Regions from separate parts of the Mus musculus genome. Here all the other regions are linked to region 2. The links are chromatin loops, found by intact Hi-C in ENCODE. Cell type or tissue: heart. All regions are shown on one strand. Region 1 holds the start of Gm15408 (predicted gene 15408). Region 2 has its middle 12 kb from the start of Gm35704. Region 3 has its middle 5.1 kb from the start of Gm30078. Region 4 overlaps Uspl1 (ubiquitin specific peptidase like 1). Region 5 overlaps Alox5ap (arachidonate 5-lipoxygenase activating protein). Region 6 overlaps Hmgb1 (high mobility group box 1). Region 7 has its middle 3.5 kb from the start of Gm36405.

The links. Peaks named below come from ENCODE experiments on the same cell type or tissue, not always from the same donor. Only the 100,000 strongest peaks of a DNase experiment are listed, where the experiment ranks them.
Region 1: a loop joins it to region 2, with 6 times the contacts of the local background. A loop is called at or near these places in 3 of 42 quality-filtered maps.
Region 3: a loop joins it to region 2, with 6 times the contacts of the local background. A loop is called at or near these places in 8 of 42 quality-filtered maps.
Region 4: a loop joins it to region 2, with 2.7 times the contacts of the local background. A loop is called at or near these places in 4 of 42 quality-filtered maps.
Region 5: it touches region 2 in a loop (3-fold over the local background); 9 of 42 quality-filtered maps call a loop at or near these places.
Region 6: it touches region 2 in a loop (4-fold over the local background); 8 of 42 quality-filtered maps call a loop at or near these places.
Region 7: it touches region 2 in a loop (9-fold over the local background); 20 of 42 quality-filtered maps call a loop at or near these places.

What each region holds. Positions count from the first base shown.
Region 1 is chr5:149,005,402-149,009,401 of GRCm38, reverse strand. The region is part of intron 1 of Gm15411 (a long non-coding RNA gene); the gene reads left to right. Gm15408 (predicted gene 15408) reads right to left here and starts at 2,440. Exons shown (of 4, transcript NR_040429.1): 1 at 2,104-2,440; 2 at 1,387-1,516. In heart, a CTCF peak has its summit at 2,484; DNase peaks (open chromatin) are centred at 1,931 and 2,481; H3K4me3 peaks cover 1,376 bases; H3K27ac peaks cover 2,678 bases.
Region 2 is chr5:149,334,397-149,338,396 of GRCm38, reverse strand. No RefSeq gene overlaps it. Among named protein-coding and RNA genes, the nearest start is that of Gm35704, 12 kb to the left of the region's middle. In heart, no CTCF peak of the experiment used is centred here; a DNase peak (open chromatin) is centred at 2,406; H3K27ac peaks cover 623 bases.
Region 3 is chr5:149,060,709-149,064,708 of GRCm38, reverse strand. No RefSeq gene overlaps it. Among named protein-coding and RNA genes, the nearest start is that of Gm30078, 5.1 kb to the left of the region's middle. In heart, a CTCF peak has its summit at 1,728 (motif pointing left); no DNase peak of the experiment used is centred here; H3K27ac peaks cover 755 bases.
Region 4 is chr5:149,200,178-149,204,177 of GRCm38, reverse strand. Uspl1 (ubiquitin specific peptidase like 1) reads right to left here. Exons shown (of 9, transcript NM_001115149.1): 6 at 2,289-2,418. Among named protein-coding and RNA genes, the nearest start is that of Uspl1, 18 kb to the right of the region's middle. In heart, no CTCF peak of the experiment used is centred here; no DNase peak of the experiment used is centred here.
Region 5 is chr5:149,272,889-149,276,888 of GRCm38, reverse strand. The region is part of intron 2 of Alox5ap (arachidonate 5-lipoxygenase activating protein); the gene reads right to left. Among named protein-coding and RNA genes, the nearest start is that of Alox5ap, 9.9 kb to the right of the region's middle. In heart, a CTCF peak has its summit at 1,598 (motif pointing left); a DNase peak (open chromatin) is centred at 1,878.
Region 6 is chr5:149,047,379-149,051,378 of GRCm38, reverse strand. Hmgb1 (high mobility group box 1) reads left to right here. Exons shown (of 5, transcript NM_010439.4): 2 at 628-791; 3 at 939-1,084; 4 at 1,478-1,652; 5 at 2,466-4,000. The coding sequence starts at 642. The coding sequence ends at 2,642. Among named protein-coding and RNA genes, the nearest start is that of Hmgb1, 3.7 kb to the left of the region's middle. In heart, a CTCF peak has its summit at 2,203 (motif pointing right); no DNase peak of the experiment used is centred here; H3K4me3 peaks cover 1,297 bases; H3K27ac peaks cover 609 bases.
Region 7 is chr5:148,810,747-148,814,746 of GRCm38, reverse strand. No RefSeq gene overlaps it. Among named protein-coding and RNA genes, the nearest start is that of Gm36405, 3.5 kb to the right of the region's middle. In heart, a CTCF peak has its summit at 2,496 (motif pointing left); no DNase peak of the experiment used is centred here; H3K27ac peaks cover 330 bases; H3K27me3 peaks cover 634 bases.

The DNA.
Region 1 (4,000 bases), 330 kb after region 2:
GAGGTGGAGACAAACATGGCTCCTGTCCTCACACAGCTTGCGATCTTGATTGCCAACAGGCAACGCTAATGTCTAAGAATAGCCCCAAATCGATTCACCATTACAAAAGTATTTCAGGACTGTAGAGATGGTTCAGGGGTCAAGAGCACTACCAAAGCAACTTACTGAAGAAAGCTTATTTGGCTTATGGTTCTAGGAGGAGAGGCCATAATGGTGAGGGAAGCCTGGAGGGGGGATTGATCAACACACAAACACACACACACACACACACACACACACACACACACACACATGTCAGCCAGGTACTCTCAAACTGTAGAATCAGCAGGAGACTGAGAGATCATATGTTCCATAGCAAATGTGGAACAAACAGAGCAAACACGAATTGAAGCAAGTCTATAAACGCTGAAAGCCCCTCTACCCTCAGTGACAAACGTCCTCCAGAAAAAGTGCCACAGCCTCAGACAGAGCCACCTATCGGGGTCCCAGTGCTCAAACACAGTAGCCTGTGGGGGACATTTCTCATTCAAACTACCACACATGCTAAAAGTCAGTGGCTGATATAAAGAGAATATTATATCATCTATTTAAAAGTTGCGCAGCCTGAGGTCCGGGAGGGTCTTACTGTGTATGGTCGCCAGGCTGATTTGGAACTGGTGACCTTCCCGCCCGGATTTCAGGAATATGCCATCATACCCAGCTCTAAATTCCTTTAAGAGACAGGAACAATTTAACAAGTTTAATATGATAGGGTTTAATAGATTACTATTAAACCATCCCAATGCATTTGTTTAGGGGGGCAATGATGGGGCAAGAACAGCGAGGACCTTGCCACCCCAAGGCAGCTACCTGGTTTCTAGAAGCTTCCGGATCCAAGCAGGGACAACATGGCTTTGCAATCCTCCTGCCCCAGCCTCTGGCAGGGGTGGGGTTACAGATGTGTAGTAGGATAGAGTTTTTTCAATGAGACAGAACTCTTTTCTTTTTGGAAAGGGTACTAACAAAAACACAGTTCAGAGAACATCCAATACAGGGCTTTGTATGCTTTTAAAACATTTATTTATTTGTTTATTGTATGTGTATGTGTAGCTTGTGTGTATGTGTGTGTGTGTAGCTTGTGTGTATGTGTGTGTGTGTAGCTCAGAGGACACAGCTTGTAGGATTAAGTTCTCTCTTTTTACCCTGTGGGTTCGCGTCATTAGGTTTGGCAGGAAACACCTTTACCTGTGGAGCCAGAGCTGTCTTGCTGGCCTGTATTGTTTTGTTTATCAGATAAAACAGGTAGAGATAAGAGTGCTTATGAAGAACTCTTTTTCCCCATCTAGACAAAAGGGGCCAAACACCAACCTTGAGAGGAGCTAGGCAGCTTTTAGCTCTCATCCCTACCTGCTCCAAACAGGCCAAGAGCCGAGATACCCAAAGTGCGTTATGGGAATTTGTGACAATCTCTCTGTCTTCATGATTAGATTTTTGCAGGCTACAAACCCCAGATGTTGGAACCACATGTTCTGTTAGCCTAGTGAGGAAAAAAAAAAAGTCTTTCCTGGAATTCTGAATTTTTAAAACATTTTAAAAATACAAAGAAAAAAAAAACCAACCCCCAAACCACACACACCAGTCCGAAACCAAGCAACAGATAACTAAAACCTGGGCTACATAGGACCCTAGTTCCTAACTTCAGCCAGAATCTAGGATACAGTTTCACAGAAGGGAATTTAACTATATAGTAGACAGTGGTTCCTAGGAGCAGTCCAGGGATGGGTTTGTGTGGAAATAGGCTCAGTGCTCAGGGGTTGGAATGTCTCTATCACTTCTGTCCCTGGGTATCACTTAAGTACTTAGGGTGAGTTCCAGTCTCACCCTAGACACCTGCTTCCCTCGTATGCACTGCGATGGGTGGGGTTAATCCTACCAGACCAACATTAGGTTAGCATATACTTGCTTGCTTACGGGTTCGTCTGCTTTGGGAGCCAAGGTCTTAAAGACTCATTGTGTCTACTGTATCCCCAGCACACGGGGTGGCTAACTCAGTCCTCAGCAAGGATTTTAAAACTCACTGTTAAGGAAGGAAGAGGGTTTAAAGAAATGCAAAGCCCCTCTTACCTAGAGACAAAGATCCTTGCTTGGTTTGAGAGCTGGGGGCTTTCTTCCCTTGAGTTTTCAAGCACTGGACACCAGAAATCCTGTTGCTGCCTTAAAAAATCCCTCACTGCTATTGAGGTCAGAGTGACCCGGACAGGACCTGGAGTTCCTGCTCACCCACTCAATCACTCCTGCAGGGCCTGACACCCAGTAAATGACCTGTACGTATTTGCTTTAAGAAAAAAAAGCACCCCACCCCCACCCCACCCGCGAAACAAGAGCCAGGGTGTTCGTAGGCCAGGAAATCCGTTCCTCTGCCTGCGTCCCAGCCTTTTCCAAGCGCCTCCATTTGCTGAACTCACAGTGGATTCAGAGGCCAGGAAAGCGACACCTGCCGGCGGATGGCCGAAGTGCGGCTCACCCGAGCCGGCTTCCTGCAAGCCAGACAGAAACTGGCCCTGGGCCAGGGCGCCTGCACGTGGTTTGCCTGTGCAAGCCAGTTCTTGATTCGGCTGCAATGGGCACAGCACGGTCTCCTTCTTTGAAAGATCTTCCAAAACTTCTCCACCAGGCATGTCTAGGGGAGCCCCCAGGTCTTCTGGCTTTGGCCCTGGGTAACATCTTTAGTCAGCCTGCACCCCTCCCCCCATGCCTACTGTTAAAAGGGTCTGGTGTGCCGTCTCTATATACCGCTCAGTGAATTCATTAATTTTAGCTCTACTAAATGAGTGGAGTCCCCTTTCCTGGCTCATTAGATCCTTCCCTGTGCTTTCTGTTTTGACTTGTAATAGCAGAGAACACAAGCTTGTTCCTCCGCCATCGCTGGTCGTTTTTTTTAAAAGGTTCCCAGTCAGCAGGATTGTTCGCTGAAAAGCTAGTGTGTGGTAGCAGTGCCGTTCACAGAGGCTACTACAATTCAGCACAAACACATCACATATAATTTACTACTTGCCTGGGCGAATGCGGGTCTAGCCTCAGCTTTATAATTACCCACTTTCATTGTCACCCAGGGCTGGAAGAGCAGCTCCCTTAAGGCTGGGAGACACCGGCCATCTATCTAGAGCTGCTGGTTTGGGGCTTGTCCCTTTAAGGAAGGAAGAGATTTGCGTTCTTGCAAGGCTGGCAAATGAGCAGGTTCTTCTAGCAGGGACGTTAAGGTGCCACCTACTGTCTAGGTGGATGGGTAGGATAGCCTGGGCTATTCTCTGCAGGTCAGAAAGTAAGTGGAGAGCCAGAAGTTAGTATGTGGGCTGTTGTTCTTCTCCCAGCTGCTGGGAACTTGTTAGAAGTGGGGATATCAAGGCACTGATGGGAAGACCATTGACTCTGCACTGAGCTTGCGTCTGCTCAGTAGGTCCCGCCCTTCTAAAGGCTAAGTGTGAAACCCAGGGAGTTCCTGCAGGTGGTTCTGATGTTCTGTCAAACGTGACAAGGGGCTGGGTGTAGCTTAGTGGTACCGGACAGCTGGAGAGGCAACCAGCAGGGCTGGGGGGTATTCCTATAATCCCAGCATTCAGGAAGCTGAGGCAGGAGGATCGAAAGTTCAAGGCCAGCCTGGGCTCCATTGTTAGACCCTGTCTCAAACATCTGAAACCCCAAAGAGATAAGTTTGCTAGCCTGTGAATTAGAGAAGGAAGCAGGGGGACTAGTGGGCAGACTCCAGGGAAAAGCTGGGCTGAAGCAGGAGAGTGTACCGTCACCGCACCTGGGTGTAGAGAAGGGGAACCAGCTTGTGTAAGAGTGTGCTAAGTATACGCTATCTGTGCCACACTGAGTGCCAAAGTACAAAAACCACAATTAACTTAACGAGCTTAATTAGCTTTATTTTAGGTGCTGTGAGTGAGTTTAATGTGACTACAGGTAGGACATCCACAGATGGAGGGATCGAGTGAAGCCACTAGAAGTCAAAGCAAGAAGG
Region 2 (4,000 bases):
CAAGAAGTGAGTGGTACCCAGGCTGCCGCGCATCCTCTCCCACACAGGCCTGCTTCCTGCTCTCCACTATTTTCCAGAGACCTGGTGTTTGGCTGGACAGGATGGCTCCAGCCTTCCCCTGCCAGGCCCACGGCCTCTGCTGATATCAAGAGCTTATGGTGAGACCCTGGCAGGACTGCGCAGGCCCAACAGGCTGCCAGCCACAACCCCACCCCTCACCCTCAGCAAAGAGAACAGCAGCAGCCTGCCTCACCAGAAGGGTTTGGGCTGAGCTGGCAAGGCAGCGACAAGCAAAAAAGTCTCACGGGTTTTCCATGGCGCCACAAACTGGATACAGGGCTCCTGTCTAAAGCCGGATGAGGCTTCATCCATTGAGCTGCTGGTCCGTGCAGCAGTTTATTTAAAGAAGCCACATAGAGTCCAGGTCCGGGTGAGTGGATTTTGGCTTGCCAGCAAAACCGGAGACAATATCAGCTCATGTAAACCCTCTGTGTCCTGGTAAGATAGAGTGGATCTCTTTCACACTCAACTAAAGAAACCGAAGCTCGTGTGAGATCGCACCGATAACAGAAAGAGATTCTGGGGATGAACCCTGAGCGCTCCCACGCTGCCTCGGCCATTTCCGAGCACAGACACAGATCTTCCTGCTGTCCTGCCTGGGATCATAGCCCCAGTTCTGCCTCCTTGTTGTTGTGTAACTCTGTAGGGTGGCTAAATACGTCTGTGCATCATTTCCTATGAGAATAAACATAATACCTAGGGTGTGAAGTTGTCTGTGGATTAAATCAGTCTGCATTCATGAAGGTTGGGGAATGTCACCATATGCCCTTAATCTTGCTTCTCTTTTCTGCATAACTAAGTTTTGCCAGCTCTGGTCTCTACACGTCTAACCCTTATAAGCCAATTCAGGCTATTTTAGCACTAAAGAATTTCCACAGCAGAGAGGCTGTCTGCTTTCTCCCAGTTGGACATGGTTAGGCGATGCCCACATTCAAAGCCACTCCCCGCAGAGGGGTCGGAATGACTGTGGGAGCCGTGACAGTCTCCAGGTGACACGGTACCCTCTAGCCTCTGCCAGATGGGTGGTGGGAGACACCCCCGCTACTGATACCCCCAGGGTGACCAACACAGAGTTGCCCCATCCTCCAAGCGTCCACTGTGCCACGGTGATGTGGTGTCTAGCAGGCAGCCTGCACATAGCACCTTCCAGCATACTGAACGGAGCCAGCAATTGGGTTTCCTTGAGCAGTCATGAATTCATGAGATGCTGGGATGGAGGACAGATTTGAAGTAGAGGTTAATGGAGACCCCTATCCCCAATTCTCAAATCTCTGTTGCTATCCATCATCTACCTCCTCACACCTATACCCGGAGACTCTATACTCCTCGCCTCTCTCTAGTCAGAGGGTCTAACCTGACAGAAAGGCTTCATGGGGCAGCCATGAAGCCCGCACTCTTGTGATATGATATGTATGGAAAGACACCCCCACCCATTACCACACCTTGATAGCTGGTCCCCAGCTGGCTAGCTGGTTCCCGCTGCTAACTATGTCACATTGAGATCTCCTGGGGAGACTCTAAGATGGCAGGAGAGGCACGTGGCTGAGTAACTTCCCTGGAGGACAGAGGAGAAGCTAGCCACCCAATCCAGGATCTCAGAAGCACACACACCACCCATCAAAGGTCCCTGTGATGAGCAGACATCCTGAGCCCTGAGGCCTCTCCCTCCTCTGAGGATAGCCGAGTCCTATCTGGCTACTTATACTGGATAACTACTATGGGTACTTCCTAGATTGAACCCTGAGACTTCCTCAGACTGAGGAACCACATCTAGCTCAATGTCTTGTTACTGGGCATCGTGTACTTCCCGAAATGGGAATCCTGTGCCCAAAGCAAGGCCTGGGCAGCCACCACCCACCTCCGCAGATCAGTCCTCCCACTCCCTGCTCAGAAAAGGTGCCCTTATCCATGTTAGCGGGTCCTCTACTTGATAGGGAAAAGATCATGACAGGAGCCTGCAGAGCAGAAGTGGACTGTAGGCAAAGCAGCATCAAGGGGATCGAGGCCAGAAGAGGCAACGCAGGGACTATGAGATCATGAGGACACCACATGGCAGTTTGTAACCTACCAATTACCTGAGTTTCTTGCCTAAATGTGCCTCATTCACATAGACCCTAAAAACCATCCTCACAGAACGATTAGTCGGGCTGGACACAGAGAACAGAGATGCCCCAGCTCCCTAATTAACCTTTTTGCTCCAGTACTGGACATGCCCTCAGGTCATTAGAGCGGCAAGAGAGCCGCATGTGGGTATTCTGGGAGTGGCCACTAGATGGCGCATCCGCCCTGCCAACCCCGGAGCACTGTGTGATGGAGCCTTACCCTTTAATGAGCAAGCTGCTCCCTAAGGACCTCAAGGCAGGGAAAGCCGCAGCCTCCCACCAAATGTTTCAGGTTTGCTTATCCTCAAGCGTGAGAACATTTCCCCAGCACCACCTGGCAAAGTAAGAGCCAGCCGGATACAGAGGGACTTTGGCACACAGATAAACCACCCACCCTGCTGCCCTCCCGGCTATATGTGGATCTTGCTATGGGTCTCAAGTTTACGTAGATCAGAGATGCTGGAGGTTTAAGCAGGAGTGGTGTGAAGGGCTAGGGCGATGCTCGGCGGTAGTGAGTATCCCGCCTGGTCCTGGGTGTGCTGCCCCCAGAACCGACAAGAAGAAAGGAGATGCCATCGCTATGCCGCTACTCAGCACATGGCCAGCCAAACTCCTCCGGTGGTGGCTTCGTTTCTCAGTCTCACATGGAGGCTCACACTTGTCAAAATGTGAGTTATGTGAACAGAATAAAAAGGGAGAGAGACAGCTCTTCTTTTCTTGGTCCATAAAGCAGATTCTGAAAGGTTTGCACCTCCTCCATAGGACCCAAGTTCAATTCCCATCACCGGCATGTTAGCTCAAAACCATCTGTAACTACAGTCCCAGGAGATCTAGTGCCTTCTTCTGGCCTCTGTGGACACTGCACGTAGGCGGTGCAGACACCATACACCACATCCGCAGGCCAAACATCCACACGCATAAAATAAGACAATAAAGTAAAAATAGAACCATGTGCCTTATACAGGGTGTTCGGGAACAGACTGAGCTGGGCCCACGGTTGTATCTCAGAGCTACGGGAGGCCGCAGCAGATGCAGGATGCTATTAGGATTGTGGCTTTCCTACGTTACACAGATGGTGGAGGGGGCCTGCAGGAGAGAGGCCTGTTTCCTGGCCTCCAAAAATACTGCTCTCCTGAGCAACCGATCTCCCTTTATATCACTTGCTCATCCGTTTCCCTTGTTCCGATAGCTCCCAGGGCTGGTGGCCCACTGGAAGGACATGTCTGAGTCCACACGTGGATCTTCCATTACCGGTACCCCCTCCCGGCTCCTGCTGTGAAACACAGGCCCTTCCTTTTTACTGTACTTTCAACTTCTGTTGTGCGTCCCTTTAATAAGCTACCTCAAGTCCTTTCCAGAACAGAACAGAACATACACAAAGCAAAAGAGGCTCTGGAGACCTTTTCTCTGTGTCCTTAGGTTACCTCCCCAGGAAAAAAATTTCTAAATTTTCTGCCAGACTTCCCAAGCGGTGACATTTTCTATAACGCCTCTCCTAAGAGTTGCCGCTCATTTGGGCGGCTCCGAGTGGTGAGGTCTTCTACACAGTTTGAATTTTGCGTGTGATACACAGAGCCCTCATTTCCTGATTTTCAAAAGGCAGGATGTGTCTTCTAATTTCCCTCGGAGGATTTAGGTAGCTGGCTGGGGAGAAGAGATTCACACGTTTAAATTTGGTGCATCGGGAGGTTTAAGTAGCCGTGTGACAGTTTGGATCTTAATTGACTCACAAAAACTCTTATGTAAAAGGCATGGCTGCTAGGCTTGGGTCTGTCTGTGGAGAGATGCTGATCTACTGAGTCTGGTGGGAGGAAGTGAGGTCACCGGAGGTGTGTCCT
Region 3 (4,000 bases), 270 kb after region 2:
ATAGATCAAGCACAGCTCTCAGAACTCCAATAGTGAAATTTAAACCTGATGCAGATGAGGGCCATTTTTTTTTCACACAGCGTCAAATACCAGGAGAACAGGGGGGCTTTGGAAGAACTGGCAAGAGGAGATCTTGCTGTCCCAGCTTTGACTGCCTGCTTAAACACTCAGGAGACCTGTTTATTCCTTTTTAAGGAACAGCTTCCTCAAGATGTAATTCACACGCCATACAATTTACCCACTTAGAGTGTACAGCTCTGTGGTCTGGGGCAGAGTCACAGGCTATGCAGCCATTACGATAATCTAATTTTAGAACTCTTCCAGAAGTCTCCCAGAAGAGAACTTCATACCCAGTAGCAGGCACTCCCCTTCCCCAAGAACCCGGCAACCACTGGTTTGCTGCTGTGATTATCCCAAAGCAAAGTGATCGTGTGGTTTGTGCCCTGTCTGTCCTCTTTCACACAAGATATTTTATCCTTCTAGATTGTATTAGACTTCACTCCTCTCTCTCTCCCTCTCTCTCTCTCTCTCTCTCTCTCTCTCTCTCTGTGTGTGTGTGTGTGTGTGTGTGTGTGTGTGTGTGTGTATGTGTATGTGTGTGTGTGTGTACATGTGCACATAGAGGCCAGAGGTCATACCATGTGTGTATGTATGTATGTATGTACACATGGGCACATATAAGGCCAAGGTCTCTTGGATGTTCATCAGAAATGTCCTTGCTTCTGAGGATAGGGACTCTCAATAGCCTTGCTTACTGATTAGGCTTGGCCAGTTAGCCTAGCCAGCCCTAGTCATCCCCCTGTCCCCAGCACTGGGATTGCAAACAGTCTACCAGATCCAGTTTTTTACACTGGAGAACTCTGGCCTTCATCGTTGCATACCAAGGCTCTACTGACGGAGCCATGTCTCCAGCCCTCGTTCTGTTTGACTGCCAGATAACTATGGCAAGCCTGATGGGAGAGGCCGAGAATCCCAGCTACTCAGATGGGCGAGTTAGGAGTTTCGTAAATGCAAGGCTGGCCTCAATAACTTCCTATGTGAAACCTTGTCTCAACAAGCTAATTTTTGTGGGGGGAAGAGGGACAGTTTTGAGACAGGGTAACCCTGACTGTCCTGGAACTCAGTCTGTAGACCAGGCTGGCCTCGAATTCCTAGGTGCTAGGATTAAAGGCATGGGCCACAGGCTGGAGAGATGGCTCAGTGGTTAAGAGCACCAACTGCTCTTCCAGAGGTCCTGAGTTCAAATCCCATCAACCACATGGTGACTCACAACCATCTGGAATGAGATCGGGTGCCCTCTTCTGGTGTGTCTAAAGACAGTGTGTGTGTGTGTGTGTGTGTGTGTGTGTGTGCATAACCTATTTGTCTCAACTTTTTTAAGAGGCTGAGAACAAGCTCAGTGATAGGTCTGTTCCTTCCGCTTGGAAGGGCCTAGGTTCAGCCCCCAGGGAAGAAACAAACAACACAGGCACTGTAGCTCACACTTTTAATCTCAGCATTCTGCAGGCAGAGGCAAATGGATCTCTGTGATTTGAGGCCAGCCTGCTCTACGTAGTGAGCTAAAGTTCAACCAGGCCTTCCTGAAAGCCCTGTCTCAAAAATCAAAAGACATGGCCACTTGGAGTGGCTAGGAACATTTGTTGTCCTTCCTGGGGACCTGCCAGCCACATAATGGCTCACACCCATCTGTAACTCTAGTTCCAGGGGATCCAATGCCCTCTTCTGGCCTCTGAGGGCACCAGATACACATGTGCTGTACAGAAATACATGTAGGTAAAACACCTGAGCATCATAAAGTTTTTTTTAAAAAGATGGGAGTGGGGACACACAAAAATTAAATCTGCTAAAAAAACAAACAAACAAACCTCCAACTGTACTAATATATCACATTTTTATTTATCAGCTCATTAGACGATGGACGGGTGAATTGTATACACCTCAGGGTATATTACAAAAAAACAAAAACAAAACAAAAATCGAACAATAAAAACCACTGCAGTGGCTGATCGTATGCAAGTTATCATGTGGACATAAGCAGTCATGTATTCTAAAAAAAACAAAACAAAACAAAACAAAAAAAACAACAACAACAAAAAACATGTGCTGCACTAGGTCCTGACTGAAATACCTGATAGGAACAAGGGAAGACAGCTTTGTTGTGACTAGCAGTTCAGTGCTTCTGTCTGCCTGTGGGTGGCCTGGCAGAGTCCCCGAGTTCCCAACTAGAGAAACTGAGGCAGAAGTTGCTCACATCCTGAGAGGCTGTGCAGCAGAAAGCATCCTGGGATCAGGAGACAGGCCAGACCCTTCGAAGGCTGGCACCTCAGAGCCTAGTTCCTGGGGCTAGATCCCGCCCCCCAAAACTTCCACAGTCTCCCAACATGGCCTGCCATGAGCTAAGTGACCAGACAAGCAAAACAGGAGCCTGTGGGACCTTTTGGGGGTCAAGCCACAGTGGGGCCCTCTTGATAGGAAAGCTGGTTTGATCTTTTGATGCGATTCTTCAACATTACAAAGAATGAACTTTGACAAATGTATTATTACTTTATGTTTTATTAAAATAAAAATAAAAATTTAACTTTGTTAGGGGTGTGTGTGGGGTGTGTGTGTGTGTGTGTGTGTTGTGTGCGCGCACGCTTGCGCACTCCCGAGATCCCTTGCTCGCCCTCAAAGGTGTGCTGATATAACTTTAGCAGTGCATTGTGTGCAGATCTGAGGACAATGGGCAAGAGTCAGTGCTTCCTTGCACTGTGGGTTCTAGGAACTGAAGACAGAGTCAGACTCACTCAGTGAATGCTTTTACTCAGAAGCCCTTCCCCGACCCTAGGTTACTACTTTATGAGGACTTTTGCTAAGGTCCCTCACCCAAATTTCATGACCACTGGCCTTGGAATAAATGTTAGAAATCAGCCCCACCACTTAGCCTAAGATCAATACTCTCAAGAAGGAAAGACCTGGGACCAGCAAGATGGCTTGTGGATAGAGGTGCTTGCTGCCAAGCCTGATGGCAGGAGTTCGATCCCTGGGACCCCCAGGAAGAAAGAGGACTGACTTGTGCAAGTTGTTCCTTGACCTCCGCATGCATGTACACACACATGTATGAATGAAGAAACGTAATACAGACTTTTTCTTTCTTTAATTCAAGGCCTGATCTTTGCTCTCTTACTAAGCAGTGAAAGGTTCTCCTTTAGGGAAAGTGATAGTATGAATAGCTTTGGTAGCCTTGGGGCTGCCCATGGCTAAGGCCACAGAAGCACGGACCTGGATCAGAAGGGCTCCAGGTGTCCCCACCGCTGACCCTCAGATATCACTCTCTTCTTGACTCAGGTCTGTCTCTGTGGATCCACGTAATGAAACGCCCTTCCTGAGCAAAGGTCTCAGGAAGAGCCAGAGGCCAGTATGTGGGGTTTGGATTGGGGAGTTGGGAATGGAAGGCGAGGCGATTACTTCTAGGCAGGATCTCACAGACTCTGTATGGTTTGGATCTTTTTCCTTCCATCTTTGGGGGTAAGCACTTGAATATATCTAAGTCAGAAAGAGTTCAAAGAAAATATTAAAACTAAGTATGGTGACAAGTGCCTTTAATCTTACTGCTGATGGAATAGGGGTAGGAGGATCGCAAGGGAAGTGGTAGCTAGCCTAGACTACAGAATTCTGTCTCACAAAAGGAAGGATGAAGGGAGTTCATGAAATAAATGTAGTATACTATGATTGACAGATTTACCTAGTGTTTTTAACTTAACAGGTTTCAGGGGTGCAGATAGGGCTTAGTGGTTAAGAGTCCTTACTGAAGCAGGGCTTTGGCTTCCAACACCTACACAGTGGCTCAAACCCATCCATAATTCCAATTCCAGGAGATCCAACATTCTCTTCTAGCCTCATGAGGGGACCAGTCATGAACATGGTACAGAGACATGGATTCACTCAAACACTCATACACATAAAAAAATAGTATTTTCTTTAAAAGAGGTCATAAAGGAGCTGGAGAGATGGCTCAGTA
Region 4 (4,000 bases), 130 kb after region 2:
CGCCCATATCAGCACAGCCATGCCCTCCCCTGCCACGGAAGAGACACTGGAGCCTCCACACCAACTGACATGCACAGAAGGGTGACCAGCAGAGCTTCCCTCCACTAATGCTCCAGAGAATCACTGCTGATGCCCTGCTGAGCACACTGGTTATTTCAGGGCCACCCCTGGTCTCCACTTAGCACATTGTAGAATCAGTCCCCAGCTTCCATACCCAATGTACTGGCAGCTACCTAGTGAGGAGCCATCAGAGGCTCTGGGTGAACATTGTTACTCTCAGGCTGTCTGACTCAGGCTGAGTTGTGATGCAAAGTGGCTTAGCATCACTGACAACAAAGAGAGTACTGTCTTCAAACAGATACAAACTTAAACTTTTCATCTGCTGGGGGGCTGGGGGTGGGGGCAATCACTTGGAAAACGGCGACAGTTAAAAGCCATCTTCAACCGTCAGCCAAGTATACTAAATCTTAGTTGCATCAACTCTAGTAAAAACATTTTCATTAAAGCAAGTATCACATTACACTCCCCCGACAAACAACTCTCCCGTGTCAAGTGCCATGGCCTTCATACAACAACGAGTGGCAGATAAACTGGGTCTGAATCAGGACCACCAGCCTCCAAAGGCCAGGCTTTTTTATGCTCTCCAAAAATATAACTACGGAACCTAATACAAGTCCTTATACTGGCACAAAACCCAGAGGCACTAAAATGAAAGGACTAGTTGACTAGCTTCTGTCAGAGGAGAAGGAAGCCAGTTGTTGTAACCCCAACGTACACTGATTAAAGGCCATCCTGTCTTAGCTTTGACTCTGAAATTGCTTTTTTTTTTTTTAGAATGAAAGATTAAAGAATGTTTAAAGAAGTTTCAGGTTTTAAAGAAATAAAGACAAGATGCAAACCAAAGTGGCTGCCGGTTTCCCCTGGGTGCTTTCTGAGCTCTGTGCGAACACTGCTAGAGCCCACTTTCCTTCTTATGCACAGAGCTGCCGAAAGATCAGAGTGCTGAGTCACTGGCCTCGCCAGTGAGTTCATAACTACTTTCCTAAGCAGCCAGTCATCTGAATTGCCACAACAGAAATCACTCTCAGTGGCTAGGTGACTCCTGGCACACACAACCCACTCAATGAAAAGCTGTCAAACCACTAGCCTGTGAATTCTAGAAAAGCTGTAATTAAGCTGATTCTAACCATCAGCCCTGTTTATATTATTAAAAACACACGTAGTGATTAGGGAGTTTAGCACAGGGAATCACAGAGGCAAGAAACGACACTAGAGGTCTCCTGATCTCCTACTGACTCGTTACTATGAACAGAAAACCTGACCCCTTGTACAAATCAATGGAAATCTGGGAGCAGAATCCTCCTTGGCGTAGACAAGTATTTCAAGTCCTAGTGTGAGTCTCCTCTACAGCTCTCTCCCAGGCTCGGCTCTGCCTGCTGTCCAGATCCCACGGACTCGCTATGCACCGCTCGCTCGCTCCTCATCATTTACCTGCTGACTGTTGAGGCTTGCTGGTGGGTGAGCTGCACTGGGCAGCCTGATTCCTGCTAATACTGAGCAATGACCGGCGAGGCAGACAAGTACCCAGCCTCTCTGACCGCTCTCCTGAACACTATAAATGCCACCATACACTAAGAGCAAATCCATGATGGAGGCCTAAAGCAAACAAAAGCCTTGTCTCTAACAGAGGGCAAAACACTGCCAAGGACTTCAGAGCAGACGCCCTGCTAAGAACCTTCCAGAGAGTGAAGGGTGCTAATCTCATCTGTTCCTAACTTCCCAGTAAATAAATTAACAACTCCTTTTAGCTATTCTTCAAGCCATAGATTTTTTTTTTAAGTTAATTTAGACCAACAAGTTGACTCTAGCCTCTTGTGTCACAAACTGTCCCTTTAACCTCACTAGTGAGACATTCTCACAGCAGACATCGCAGTGATCCATGCCTCCATTGTCAGGACTCAGAGGGCTGAGCAAGAAAGTGGCACTCTGAGGTCAGCCCCAGCTACTGAGCTAGATAGACCCTCTTAGAAAAGGATCAAATGTGTGTTGGGGTCCAAGAAATGCTGATACATGATGCTTCCTGAGGCAGAAAACCTATAGTCTGGGCCAACCCGGGCTACACAGCCAAGTTCTCCCTGAGCTATTGCAACCTTGTCTCCATCCAAGGGGGTGGAGGGTAAACTGCTGTGGAAGTGTTGAGACACAGTGTAATGTATGTGCAAAACCTATTAAAGTACACTGTTGAAAACCATTATAGCACAAAGAATCCATTAGCAATCAACACTGACCTGTTTTGGTACTGGTGTCCACAATGGGAACATTCAAAATTCCAAGAAAAAGAATATGTAAAGAGGCTTTCAACATGGGGTTCAAGCTTTAACAGTACAGGAAGTGCAAACACAGGACTTTCCATGTCACCTGCAAAAGAGAAAAGAAAAGAAGAACGATTAACAGTCAGGACCTGCAAGAACAAAGGAAATCCATATGGTCCAGTCTCCCTCCACACATGTGTGAACACAGACTGGCAGAGTCAGCCAGTCAGGGTAGGCCTGGAGGAAGGTTGTGTCAACACACCAACATAAACTCAGTTCCCATGCTAGTCTCTTATTTCTGAAATGTTCTGAAAACATAAGGCAAGAATGGCAAGAATGCCACATGTGAGACCCATACTGTCCTCAGGAGAAAGTCCTCAGAACTGTAACACTGTTAAACTACAACAAAAACCATGGAAAGGAAAAGTTTAGAGTCACATCAGAGTTGGTCACAAGCGTTCAGACACGACTTCTGTTTGGAGCAGGTTTGCTATGCAAGAGTAAAGGATCAGTTCTAACTCCCGCACTCGTCTCAACTGTTAGTCCAGTCCTTGCATGATTAAACTGCTGCCACTTTAAAACTAGAGATGGGAGACATTTTGCTGTCCTTAAAACAAAGATGGAACCATGACTGATACCTTTCAAGAAGGCAGTTTAATAGGCGAGCACCTCCTGAGAGCCCCACCCCATTGGTTCCTTTCCTTCTCATCCTCAAGGGAGCTTACAAGGCCCAGGAGACAGTGTGTCCCACCTCCTCCCGAGACCTTCTTCTCAGGGTGCTGTCCTTCTCTATCCTGGAACTACAGCTGCCTACAACATAGCCAGCAACTGTTGTGATAACAGGACAGATAGCAGGTTTCATTACTTTCTTAGTCAGGGTCTCTATTCCTGCACAAACATCATGACCAAGAAGCAAGTTGGGGAGGAAAGGGTTTATTCAGCTTACACTTCCACACTGCTGTTCATCACCAAAGGAAGTCAGGACTGGAACTCAGGCAGGTCAGGAAGCAGGAGCTGATGGAGAGGCCATGGAGGGATGTTCCTTACTAGCTTGCCTCCCCTGGCTTGCTCAGCCTGCTCTCTTATAGAACCCAAGACTACCAACCCAGAGATGGCACCACCCACAAGGGGCCGAAATTTCCCCCTTGATCACTAATTAAGAAAATGCCTTACAGTTGGATCTCATGGAGGCATTTCCTCAACTGAAGCTCCTTTCTCTGTGATAACTCCAGCTGTGTCAAGTTGACACAAAACTAGCCAGTACAATTACCCAACACCTGCAATTACAAAGGCTATTTTAATAGTTCTTTGCAATATATTCCCATATGTATATTTATATTTGGGGAGGTGAAGAGACAGGGTCTCACTAAGAAGCCCTGGCTGTCCTGGAACTCACTATAGAGACCAGGCTGGCCTTGAAATCACAGAGATCCACCTGCCTCTGCTTTCCAAATTCTAGGATTAAAGATGTACACCAACACATCCAGCCACTGCTATTTTTATATACAAATGTAAGTCAGAACATCTTTCTTACAAAGAAAGATAGAAATCAGCCTCCAGAAATGGCATCTAAATGAGTTGTGGACATTTACTACACATCTGTGATTAAGTCACCAGACTTTAAATTCCAACTCTGCTGTAACTAAATAGTAACTAGGAAGGCGAACAATTTATAATTCACAGGAACA
Region 5 (4,000 bases), 62 kb after region 2:
TGGCTTTCTTCTCTTTTCTTTGCTTGTCCATTCACGTGATGGCTGAGGATTGAACTTCAGCCCACGGCAAGCACTTATTGCTTGAGTCATCTCTATAGCCCTTGAAGTGGTCATTTTGGCTAGGTAATGAAAGGAAGGGGGTCCCTAGCTGCCCAAGAGTCTGTACCTTAGAGAGAAACACCCAGTGACTAGAGTAGGCTCTCCACTGTCCTGCCTGTATTTTTGTCACCTTCTTCCAAATGAAACATGTTCTGTGTAGAGCTGGTATATCTGAATGAAACTTCCCCCCAAATATTACTATTACATTTCTTTTCCGTTTGAATAGATTTGTATCTTTCCTATTCTTCTTCAAAACAAAACTGGCAAACCCATCTCGACTCTCGCTTCGAGGCCTAACCAGGATCTGCTCAGCTGGTCTTGCGGTAAATCGCCACGCTGTATTCAAGCTGAAGTGCCAGGATCTGCCTGTTTTGTAGAGAGACCGAGGCTACCTTCTCTTTCCTCCCCCCCCCCCAACCTTTGTAAATATAATAGAGGAACAATTTAAAATTCTGTTAGTTTGTTTGGATTAAGTTAAGGTAACGAAATACCAGGACACCGTTGACATACTATCGACACCAGCCAATAGGCTCCTTGCAGACTTAAAATTACTATACCCTTTTCATTACTACACCCTGCTTGAAAAGTGAGCTCCCAGTGGACACCAAGAGGGGCTGGAGTATTGTGACATTAGCGTGACGTTTCTCAGACTGTGTACTGACAAAAAAAGTGAGGAGGAAGGGGGAGCCACTGTGGTTAATTATGACACCCCCTCGTGGTGAGGTAGACGGTCTTTAGCATGTTGGAGCGTCTCGGGTACCACAGGAAGCACTTCCTTCCTGCTGTAACATTGGTTAATGACCCATGAACTTGGAATCTCGGAACACACTTCAGGGAATTACACATCTCTGAACACCTGTCTCAGCTCACACCTACACTTATCCATACTCACAAGGAAGAGCCTGCCGTCAACTAACCAAACTTTGACACAGGCTCACTAGCTGAGCTTATGTGCCAAGACCAGAGGCACTGAACTACATTCTCTGCACTGAAAGAGTCAAGGTCCAGCCTAGAGCAAGACAGGTGGTCAGACAGGCTGTTAGTCAAGGGTGTCTGACCTGCTGAACTGCACTGATGTTGGCTAGGGCATCTGTTAAGCCCGGCCTCTCAAGCTAGCTATATCCCGTGAAGGTCATAGCTCATGCTAAAAATAACACACCTTGGGCTTTTATGTTCATCAGTAGATATCACTTGACTTTCATAGCCAAGATTTCAAAATATTCATGATCCTACCAAAATCTGGGTTTTACAGCTTATGACAGATATGTTTGTGGGGTAAGTTGTGTACAGTACTGTCATTCTGTAAGAACAGGTACAACTTCACATCTTAAGTTTTAAATAGTAGGATTAAATGCATGCTTTTGGGATAAGGAAATGTCTTAGGGGTTAAGAGCACTGGCTGCTCTTGCAGAGGACCTAGGTTTAGGTCCCAGCACCTACGTGAGGCTTACAAGCCTCTGATAAGTTCAGATCCAGTGAGCTGACTCCCTCTTGTGGTCTGCATAGGCACTGCACACACATGGTGCACAGACATGCATGCAGGCAAGGCATTCATGAACATAAAATAAAAATAATTGACTATTTAAATAATCCTTTTTGTTGTTGTTGTTCCTCCACCTCTTCTTGACTCTTCTAGAGGGCCCTGGAGGAAAGACTGTTGCTGTGGCTTTCTGTTAGAATATCATCACCGCCTTCCTGGTGTTCTCCAGGCATAGGCAGACAGCCAGTATCCGGCTACACAGATCTCCAGCCTCTTGCGCAGCCTCCATGGGCGTGGCCAAGTGCTTGTCGACTGAAGGAGGAAGCGGTCCTCAACAGAACCACAGCAGTGTCTGAGCAATCCCTATCTGATCGAAAACTCTCTTCCCTTCGCCAACCTCTCCACACACGACTTCCCTATCTGCTTATTCTCCTTCACCTCACAAGGCTGAGTGATGAAGACTCGTGGATTTTGAAAACTGGGCTACAAGCCAGGCAGTGGTGGCACACGCCTTTAATCCCAACACTGGGGAGGCAGAGGCAGGCAGATCTCTGTGAGTTTGAGGACAGTTACAAAGTCCTCATGGTCAGTTCCCCGAAACACAACAATCACTCAGCGCTAACCTAGCACATCTTCTTACCCTTGGAACCCCCACACCATCATAGAATTTCTAAACCACTCCCACAGGCCATGCAGCTCAACCACCAGCCTTAGATACTTCTGCAATTTGGAGGCCAGCAGCCAGAGGAACCCTGGGTTTGTAGAAACAAAGTTTTTTTCTCTCCTGGGGGCAAGTGACAGACGTGAGATAGCGACAACCTGGCATAAGTGATACACATCTGGAATCCCAGGGCTGAGTAAGGCACAGGCAAGAGGACCACACATCTGAGGTTAGCCTGGCCTACACAGAGAAACTATGTGGAAAGAAAGAAAGAAAGAAAGAAAGAAAGAAAGAAAGAAAGAAAGAAAGAAAGAAAGAAAGAAAGAAAGAAAGAAAGAAAGAAAGGGGGAGAGAGAGAGGAGAGGAGAGGAGAGGAGAGGAGAGGAGAGGAGAGGAGAGGAGAGGAGAGGAGAGGAGAGGAGAGGAGAGGAGAGGAGAGGAGAGGAGAGGAGAGGAGAGGAGAGGAAAGGAGAGGAAAGGAAAGGAAAGGAAAGGAAAGGAAAGGAAAGGAAAGGAAAGGAAAGGAAAGGAAAGGAAAGGAAAGGAAAGGAAAGATCACCCAGGGTTGCTTCATTCACTGCCCATTGCCAGTATGGTGGAAACTCAGCTTCTAAGAATGTGCATGTGGGCAGGGGGTGGGGAGTGGGGACAACACACAGGCGGGTGGAGGGGTGGAGTCCATAAAATCTCAGGGTCACTGTGAGAAAGTAATCATCTGCACAGAGGGACACTACTCACCCCCCGCTGCTGGAGTCTGTGGTGGTTTTCTTTGAGCAATTTTGTCCCCAACCCTGATCAGAGATATCTTCATATCTCCCGCTCATGACATTTCCCAGGGACCCTTTTGTGTTATCTCCACAGAAGGATGATGCAAATACATTGGTGACAACCTACATAGTCATCTCCCTCTTCTTCTTCTTCTTCTTCGGATGGATTTATAATGCCTCTTAAAGTCTTTGAATGCCTTAGATTGACATTGACAATTAGGGAAGCCAAGCTCTAGATGGTAACAAAGAAATCTCCCTGTGGACCCTGCAGCAAAGGATGCCCTTAAGCTGGTAGGAGTATCTGCTAAGGAAGAGTGGGCAGGTGGGATGGAAAGTGAACATCCAGGGATGATCTGAAGAGGTTCCTAGGATGGTTGTGAGTGTTCCAGATGAGGCGTGCATCAATTTATAAGCTTAAGGACAAAAGGAGCCCCAGCTGGGGAACCTCAATGGAGAAGACCCTACCTGGGATGTACACATGCCCTACACCTCACAGAGAGAGTCTCTATGAGAAGTCATGCTCGCCTGAGAGCTCTGTCTCATCCTCATCCCTCAATCCCTTCAGTCCACAGGGAGCAAAGGGTAGCTGAGTGGGAGCCCCACTGGCTGCTCACACATCTGGAAGGGGCCTCAAGGGCTTTCTGAGTTTCCTAGAGAAACTCTCTGAGTTTGGTCCAATTGTCGGTGGCCATGATTTCCCCCCTTGAAAGTACCTTAGGAAGAATCAAATTCACTCCTGAGGTTGGAACTGACACCCACTCTCAAGGTAGCCCTCTATCAAAGCGGGGAGCCTGTCCTTCTGACTAACGGCAGGTATGCCTAGCTGACCCCAAGATGACTTAAAGGACAATCATGTTTGATTCATGTCACTTCAGGTTTGCAAGCCAAGTAGAACTCCACAAACCTCTTTCCAGAGCCACTCATGTGTCTCCCAACAGCTCTTCTATTCAAAAGTCAAGGCAAGAGGGCAGGGGACTTGCTCAGAGCCTCCGC
Region 6 (4,000 bases), 290 kb after region 2:
CGATAGGAAACTGCGGCCTCTCCGGGCCCCGGCCCAGCGCCGCCTCCGCCCGCCCGCCCGAGCAAAGTTTGATGCGAACACGGCGTGCTCTAAGAGCTGGGTAAACTTTAGGTGCACGAGGGGCACTTATTGTTTTTGCTTTTCGTCCCCTCCCCCTGCTCTCCTAGGCCTGTAATTCTCTTAAGGTCTACTGGATCATTCCTTGTACCCTGCAAAATTCACTAATGGACAGGGTGGATTTTTCTATCTTTTTTTTTTTTTTTAATGTTTGTTTTGTTGGTTTAAACAATTTGAAAAAAAGATTTAGACATGGTTTCAACGAGCAGTTAGGCATACAGAACAGACACTGACAGCGAATGCTTGAGTGTACCTGTGCCTACTCTTGAGATCACACTTTGAAGACCGTTTTTTTTCCCCCCTCTTCCCTGTGTCCTATGCCCTCATCTCTGTGGCTTAACCGCTTCTAGGAATTGGCTATGGTTTGCAGTGTTCTGCCTAGCTTTTATGGGAGATTGTCGTCATCATTGTGTTAAATAACACAAACTTTGGTTTGTCATGCCACCCTGAGCAGTTTGAAGCTTGTCTGTTTCACAGTTTTCGTTACTAACGTCTAATGCTTTATTTTAGAAAATCAACTAAACATGGGCAAAGGAGATCCTAAAAAGCCGAGAGGCAAAATGTCCTCATATGCATTCTTTGTGCAAACTTGCCGGGAGGAGCACAAGAAGAAGCACCCGGATGCTTCTGTCAACTTCTCAGAGTTCTCCAAGAAGTGCTCAGAGAGGTGGAAGGTAAGAGGGCTTTAGAGATGCTGAGTGCCTCTGAGTTGTAAATTAGGATGAACGGGCTGGGTGTTCTCCTTACTATATGACTATTAAAGTGCTTTAGGCTGGCATATTGAACATCTCTATGTCAAGTTTACAAATAATTCTTTCTAGACCATGTCTGCTAAAGAAAAGGGGAAATTTGAAGATATGGCAAAGGCTGACAAGGCTCGTTATGAAAGAGAAATGAAAACCTACATCCCCCCCAAAGGGGAGACCAAAAAGAAGTTCAAGGACCCCAATGCACCCAAGAGGCCTCCGTGAGTATGAGCTTATGAGCTTTTATTTTGAGTTGTTTAGAGTAGGTAGGAATTGATTGAGCCACGTCGAGTGCCTAGTGTTTGGTTTCTTAGCTGAGAATGGCTTGGGTCGTGTATTTGAGGGGTCAATGTAACTTAAGATAGGTGGTATTATTAGTGAAGGCATTTGAACTGAGAAACTCACTCCTTTGCACAGTATATCACTACGATTTTTGGTTCTTTTTGTATCTTTAGAAATTGCTCAAAACTAATTTAGAATGTTTTGCATCTGTATATATGTCTGAATGTTTACACCCTACCCATACTATGGTATGAATTACTTAAACACTGCAGAGCAGTACAGAGTTGAGTGTTTAGTTTGTTAAAATCCTAAAAGTACATTTCTGGTTTTAGTTCGGCCTTCTTCTTGTTCTGTTCTGAGTACCGCCCCAAAATCAAAGGCGAGCATCCTGGCTTATCCATTGGTGATGTTGCAAAGAAACTAGGAGAGATGTGGAACAACACTGCAGCAGATGACAAGCAGCCCTATGAGAAGAAAGCTGCCAAGCTGAAGGAGAAGTATGAGAAGGTAAGGAGGATGACAGGATACCCAGTGTTAGGGGATTATACTTGATAACTCGTCTTATTTCCTCTTTGTTTGCAGGCTTCGTTGTTTTCATACAGGAACGGCCAATAGTGTGTTCAGTTTTCCTATAATCTGATTTGAGCTAAGGCCTTTAAGCTGTTTTAGTTGTATTTCTTAGTATGTATCCAAATTTGGGGGAAATTTGTAGCTACTTTTGGTGAGAATGGTTTCTAAATGGTTATGTGCATACACTACAAAAATAGATTGGGCAAAGTAACTGTACTGCCTATGTGCAAATTATTATATGTTCACTTTGGATTAAAATAAAATTGCTTAAACTTTAAGCTTGCCAAGGTAACTGTCATTAGAATGGAGGAAAATTGTAATTCGTATACATAAATTAAAATACCTAAAAGCTAATTTTTGTTGAGGTAATTTTTTCTGAAAATGTCTATTTTTTTAGATACACACCCCCAACCTCCCCCCAGTTTTCTTCTGTGGATTAAACTCTGGCTGTGAACCTGTAGAATGCTGTTTTGTGTTCAGAAGGTGGCAGTATTACTCTTTGATCAGTCTGCCTTCTAGTCCTCATAAACTAGAATTAGGATGTGGTATATAATTGCACTTCAGTGAGGCATAACAACACAAATATTAGTCTGACATTTCATGAGTTGTAGATTGCAAATTGTTCATTTTTATGTTGCCTTTTCCCTTGGTCTAATTATTTGGGAAGGTACAATGGGCCTGTGTGTTGTGGAGACTTTGTGAAGTTTTATTTTTTGTCTTTGTTTCATTCTCCTCTCCTTGTTTTGGAAGGATATTGCTGCCTACAGAGCTAAAGGAAAACCTGATGCAGCGAAAAAGGGGGTGGTCAAGGCTGAAAAGAGCAAGAAAAAGAAGGAAGAGGAAGATGATGAGGAGGATGAAGAGGATGAGGAAGAGGAGGAAGAAGAGGAAGACGAAGATGAAGAAGAAGATGATGATGATGAATAAGTTGGTTCTAGCGCAGTTTTTTTTTCTTGTCTATAAAGCATTTAACCCCCCTGTACACAACTCACTCCTTTTAAAGAAAAAAATTGAAATGTAAGGCTGTGTAAGATTTGTTTTTAAACTGTACAGTGTCTTTTTTTGTATAGTTAACACACTACCGAATGTGTCTTTAGATAGCCCTGTCCTGGTGGTATTTTCAATAGCCACTAACCTTGCCTGGTACAGTCTGGGGGTTGTAAATTGGCATGGAAATTTAAAGCAGGTTCTTGTTGGTGCACAGCACAAATTAGTTATATATGGGGACAGTAGTTTGGTTTTTTGTTTTTTTTTTTTTTTCTTTTGGTTTTCTTTTTGGGTTTTATTTTTTTCATCTTCAGTTGTCTCTGATGCAGCTTATACGAAGATAATTGTTGTTCTGTTAACTGAATACCACTCTGTAATTGCAAAAAAAAAATTGCGGCTGTTTTGTTGACATTCTGAATGCTTCTAAGTAAATACAATTTTTTTTATTAGTATTGTTGTCCTTTTCATAGGTCTGAAAGTTTTCTTCTCAAGGGGAAGCTAGTCTTTTGCTTTGCCCATTTTGGGTCACATGGATTATTAGTGTGTTATCTTTCATCTAGTTAGCTGGAAGAGAGCTTTTGTCCACATGCCCTGCCATTGTGGTAGGGTAACATTTTCATCCATAGTTGAAGAATCTCCTAAATCGTGATAGTTGGATAAGAGATATTATATAACCTACTTGGCAAAGCAAGGAGTGATCAATACTGTCACACCGTGGGACTATTAGGATCAAGCAATCTGAACGTCTGTCCTTGAAGGACTGATAGAAAAGTACCTTCTAATCCTTACACGAGGACTCTCCTTTAACCGCCATTACTGTGTAATGACAGTTATATTTTGCAGTTTCCCCTACTAAAGAAGACCTGAGAATGTATCCCCAAAAGTGTGAGCTTAAAATACAAGACTGCTGTACTATTTGTTGACCTTAGTCCCAGCGAAGGCTATCACAAGAACGCTGGCTGTAAAGCCTTTGCCCTTCTATCTAGATATGGATTGCTCAGGAAACTTGACTGTTTAAAGGTATTTTTAATTACTTGAGCCAGCTTTTAAAATTATGCCACATTTAAAATGAAGGGTATATTTTCCTATACTGTGGTTTGTCCCTTTATGAATCAGATACAAGAGGATAAACTTTGCATATTAGTACCATTTGTCCAATACATTTGCTTTTTCTTTATAAAACCCAAACTCATTCATTAATCAGGTTTAATCTGCTTAGTTTAGGGAACAATTTGGCAATTTTGTGGATTTTTTTTTGAGATTATCGTTCTCTTAAAGTGCCAGTGTTTTAAATAGCG
Region 7 (4,000 bases), 520 kb after region 2:
TGTAGAGGTAATGAGAAATGGGTGGTAGTCCCAGCCTGAATCTTTTTCTGAATCCAGATATATGCTAGATACTGTAACAAATTACCTGAGGCTAGACGCTTTATGAAGAAAAGATGTTTGTTTTGGCTCATAGATGGGGTAGGGTGATGAAGTTCAAGATCAGGGTCTGGTCAGTTTCTAATGAGGGTTTCAGAGACTGGATATTCACTGCAGACAAGGGAAGCAAGTGGGGGAGAAAGACCAAGTGGAGGCGCCATGTTTATTTTGTAACATGAAACTCTAGTTTCATGAGACCTGCCTTACTCCCTCAAAGATGGATGCTAGTCCCCAAGACTGCTATGGCCCCATGACCTATTCACTTCCTACAAGGCCCTATCTCTTCAAGGTCGTCAATACCAGGACACCACGAACTAACTTCCAGAAGGTGAACCATTGGGAGAGACGTTTCATCCAAAGCTGGGGGATCCACTTTAAAATCTCATGTGCTTCCTGTTCCCCAACAGCCTTCAGCGACAGCCCCTGCATCCTCTGACAATCCTTGACTGAGTCACTGATGGTGGTGGCTGTAAAATACAATCCCTTCACTTTTCATAGACCTGTGGGCATTTAAAAGTCCAGCTCATTATCAGCTACTGACTGGTAGATGGTCTGTAGGTCAGTCTCAGCCCCTCTGAGCTGGTGTCTCCACATTTCTGACACATCCCACTTAATTCCTGCATCACCTGCTTTTTGAAACAACAGAATGTTCAGGGCTCACTGTGATGGTTTGTATAAGTTCGGCCCAGGGAGTGGCACTATTAGAAGGTATGGTCCTATTGGAGTAGGTGTGTCACTGTGGGTGTGAGCTTTAAGACCCTCACCCTAGCTGCCTGGAAGCCAATATTCTTCTAGCAGCCTTCAGAAGAAGATGTAGAACTCTCAGCAGTTCCTGCACCATGCCCGCCTGGATGCTGCCATGTTCCTGCCTTGATAATAATGGACTGAATCTCTGAACCTGAAAGCCAGCCTCAATTAAATGTTGTCCTTGTAAGAGTAGCCTTGGTCATGGTGTCTGTTCACAGCAGTAAAACCCTAACCCTGTGTTTATCTTATCCCAGAGTCAAACACGCTCGGACATCTTTTGGTGAGAAGGACAGATCAAAAACAAACATGAGGCCTGAGGGCCCTTGGGAATCAAACAAGGCAAACAGCTTCGTTGTGGGATACAGTCGGAACTTCTGCTTCTCTTTCTGGCCTTCACATTGTCTCCTACAAAGTGGTGGCCCTCAAGGTCCTCACAGGATTCATTCACTGCTGTCCCAGCTTCTGCCATCCCCTGGCTGGGGCAGAGACAGGGAAAACACAGCATCTGAGGGTCTGGAAGTGGCTTGGACTTATGTCCACTTTGCCTTGTTGCTGAATAAGGCTTTGGTTTCTCTGTGTGCCAGGGGTGGGGCGGGGCGGGGGCAGTGGCAGCTCAGGAGGGGGATTGGGAGCACATGTCCTAGACTGTCCAGAGGCCTGAGGTGAGGGAAGTTTCTCTGGCTTGTAGGGCTGGAATTAGCAGATGAAGTTTCTAGAAGATATTTTACCAACTCACTAAAATTCCGAAGCCTGTTACTTCTAAAAAAAAAAAAAAAAAGGCTGTCAGGGTATTTACCCACTTCCCAGGGTCTTTAGAGGAGACGTCAGGAGCCGGCATATCCAGTGTTTGGCACGGGTCCTGATCTGGTGGACGCTGTGTGAAAATGCCATCTGGGTTTGTGGTTGCTTTACGGAGGGAGGGGTCTGGGGAAAAGAAGGAAGAGAGCCGGTTGACATAGCTGTCATTTGCTGGCTCGACATCTCCTAACCAGGTCAGCCCTTCCACAACTGAACAACGGCTTTTAAAAATTTAATTACTTTTTAATGAAGTTGAAGGGAGACTTTGGAGCCAGCTACCTGGCACCTTCGTGAGATGAATTGGTGTCACAGCGGGAGAGATGGATGAGTGAGGAGATGAGGTTTCGCTGAGCACAGAAGGCTGTGGAGGGGAGGGAAGGCAGGAGGCTTGCCTACAGGGAGCTAGCTAGAGCCCACATCCCTTGGAGGTTACAGGTGTCCCGGGCTTCAGTAGATAGAGTCCAGCAACAACAGGGTTGGTCCTCTGACTCAAAGGTTACCCAGTCAATGCTGATTTAGTGAGTCTTGTATTTGTAGGCTTTATATTGCTATGATGGAAGACCTGAGGCTCCTAACTTAGAAAGAGAAAGGGTTATTTTGGCTTATGGTTCTGGAGATTCGTGTGTAAGACCAGGAGCTGGAGAGCACAGTGTAGCATGTCAGCGGCATGTAGCAAAACAAAATGTAAGTCATAAGCCAGGAAGGAGAGAGAGGAAAAGAGGGTGGGGAGAGGGAGAGGGGAGAGAAGAGGAGACGAGGTCCTATAACTACCATTAAAGAAAGGTTCACCTCTAACGACCTAATCCCCACTTGAATCCAGCTCTTGAAGTTTTCAGTCCAACCAACAGCGCCACCTAGAGGCCAAGAGTTTATACTGTAGGGCTTAGGGGGAAATGGTCCAATCCAGAGCCTCTCAGGTCTCTTAAGTCATCTTGGGTGGCTCTTCTCCGAAGGTCACTCCCAACATCTGATCTCGTGTGATTCTAGGGCGTCCGCTTGCTCTCCGGAGGCGTGTGGCAGACCGAGGGAGGCTACCTGGAACTGGCAGCAGCGTCTCCCTGGAAGCAGGCAGCCTCAGTCCCTCGCGGAGGGTATCAGGAGGATCCTCCCCCATCTAGGATGAGCAGAGTGCCTGTCTGAGGACAGAGGGTCACAGGGGTGCAGCTCTGGGTACCTTCCTTTGTCTCTGCCCCCCTCAGCCCTCCTTCACACCAAAAGATCTGATCCATCTCAAGGGTCTTGAAGTCACAGCGTCACTTCCTCCGTGCTGCCCTCCAACGTGGGCCATGTACGTTGTCACTGGACACTGAACCTGTGGGTTGGCTTGCCTCCTGGCCCTCCGTGGCCTGTTCTGCAGCAGCCTTCTCAAGGACTGTTGGGTTGCAATGCTTGCCCAGCTTCGGACCAACCCCGCCTGTGATTTTGTTGGACTGGTGGCCTGGATGGTCTGCTGTGGATGCTCTAAGACTCGTGCTTTCTGGGTGGTTATCCGAGTGGCTTAGGAGCAGCTCAGAATTGCTTCCCTGGAAGGGTCATCCAGCTTCCACAACTGCCCGGCCTCGCCCTGCCCGACCTGCCCCACCTGAGCCAATCTAATCTTGGAGTCAGCCTGGCCTAGGGTAGCATTCTTTTTGCCCCTGGGCTGTTTTTACTGACTCCCACCCTCTGTGCTTTCTCATCCCTGGGGGCGTGGGCATCTCTTTTTGTAGCCCAGGCTGGTCCCAATTTCAAGACCCTCTTGCTTCAGCATCTTTAGTGTGAGAAACAAGACCCCTCACTCTGTAATAATAAATTTGAGAGAGTAGGAACACAAAAACAGTCTCTATTTTACAATTCTGCAGAAATGAATATCAGCCAAGCAATGAACGGCTGGCACATCAGTTTGATACAAAGGGTACCCCCCCCCCCCAAGCCTCTGATTGCAAAAGAATTCCTCCCCCTAGGCTGGTACTCCAGAGAGTTGTAACCTTCAAATTCCTGTAGCATGGCTCCCTCCCCAAATTCCCCATCCTATTAGTTCAGGAGTCAAAGCCTTACTTAAGGTATTTTTATTAAATGTATCCTTATTAAATGTATTCTTATTTAATGTATCCTTATTTGATGTATCCTGGAGCCTAAGAGCCCCTCCTTTTCTGACCTTGGGCTCAGCCATGCAGCCGACTTTTAAGCCCAAGGATGAACTGAGGGCACCCGGACAGGCAGCTTCCAGCCACTGGCCAGGGAAGTCAGGTGCTGAGTGCCTCCTGCAAATCTGTAGTTCTCTGATCAGCCCTAAATACTTGAATGGGCACCGGGGTTCTGGTGTCATGCTGACTTGCCATGCTGGTTTGGTGTGTTTCCCACCAGCTGGATTCATCTT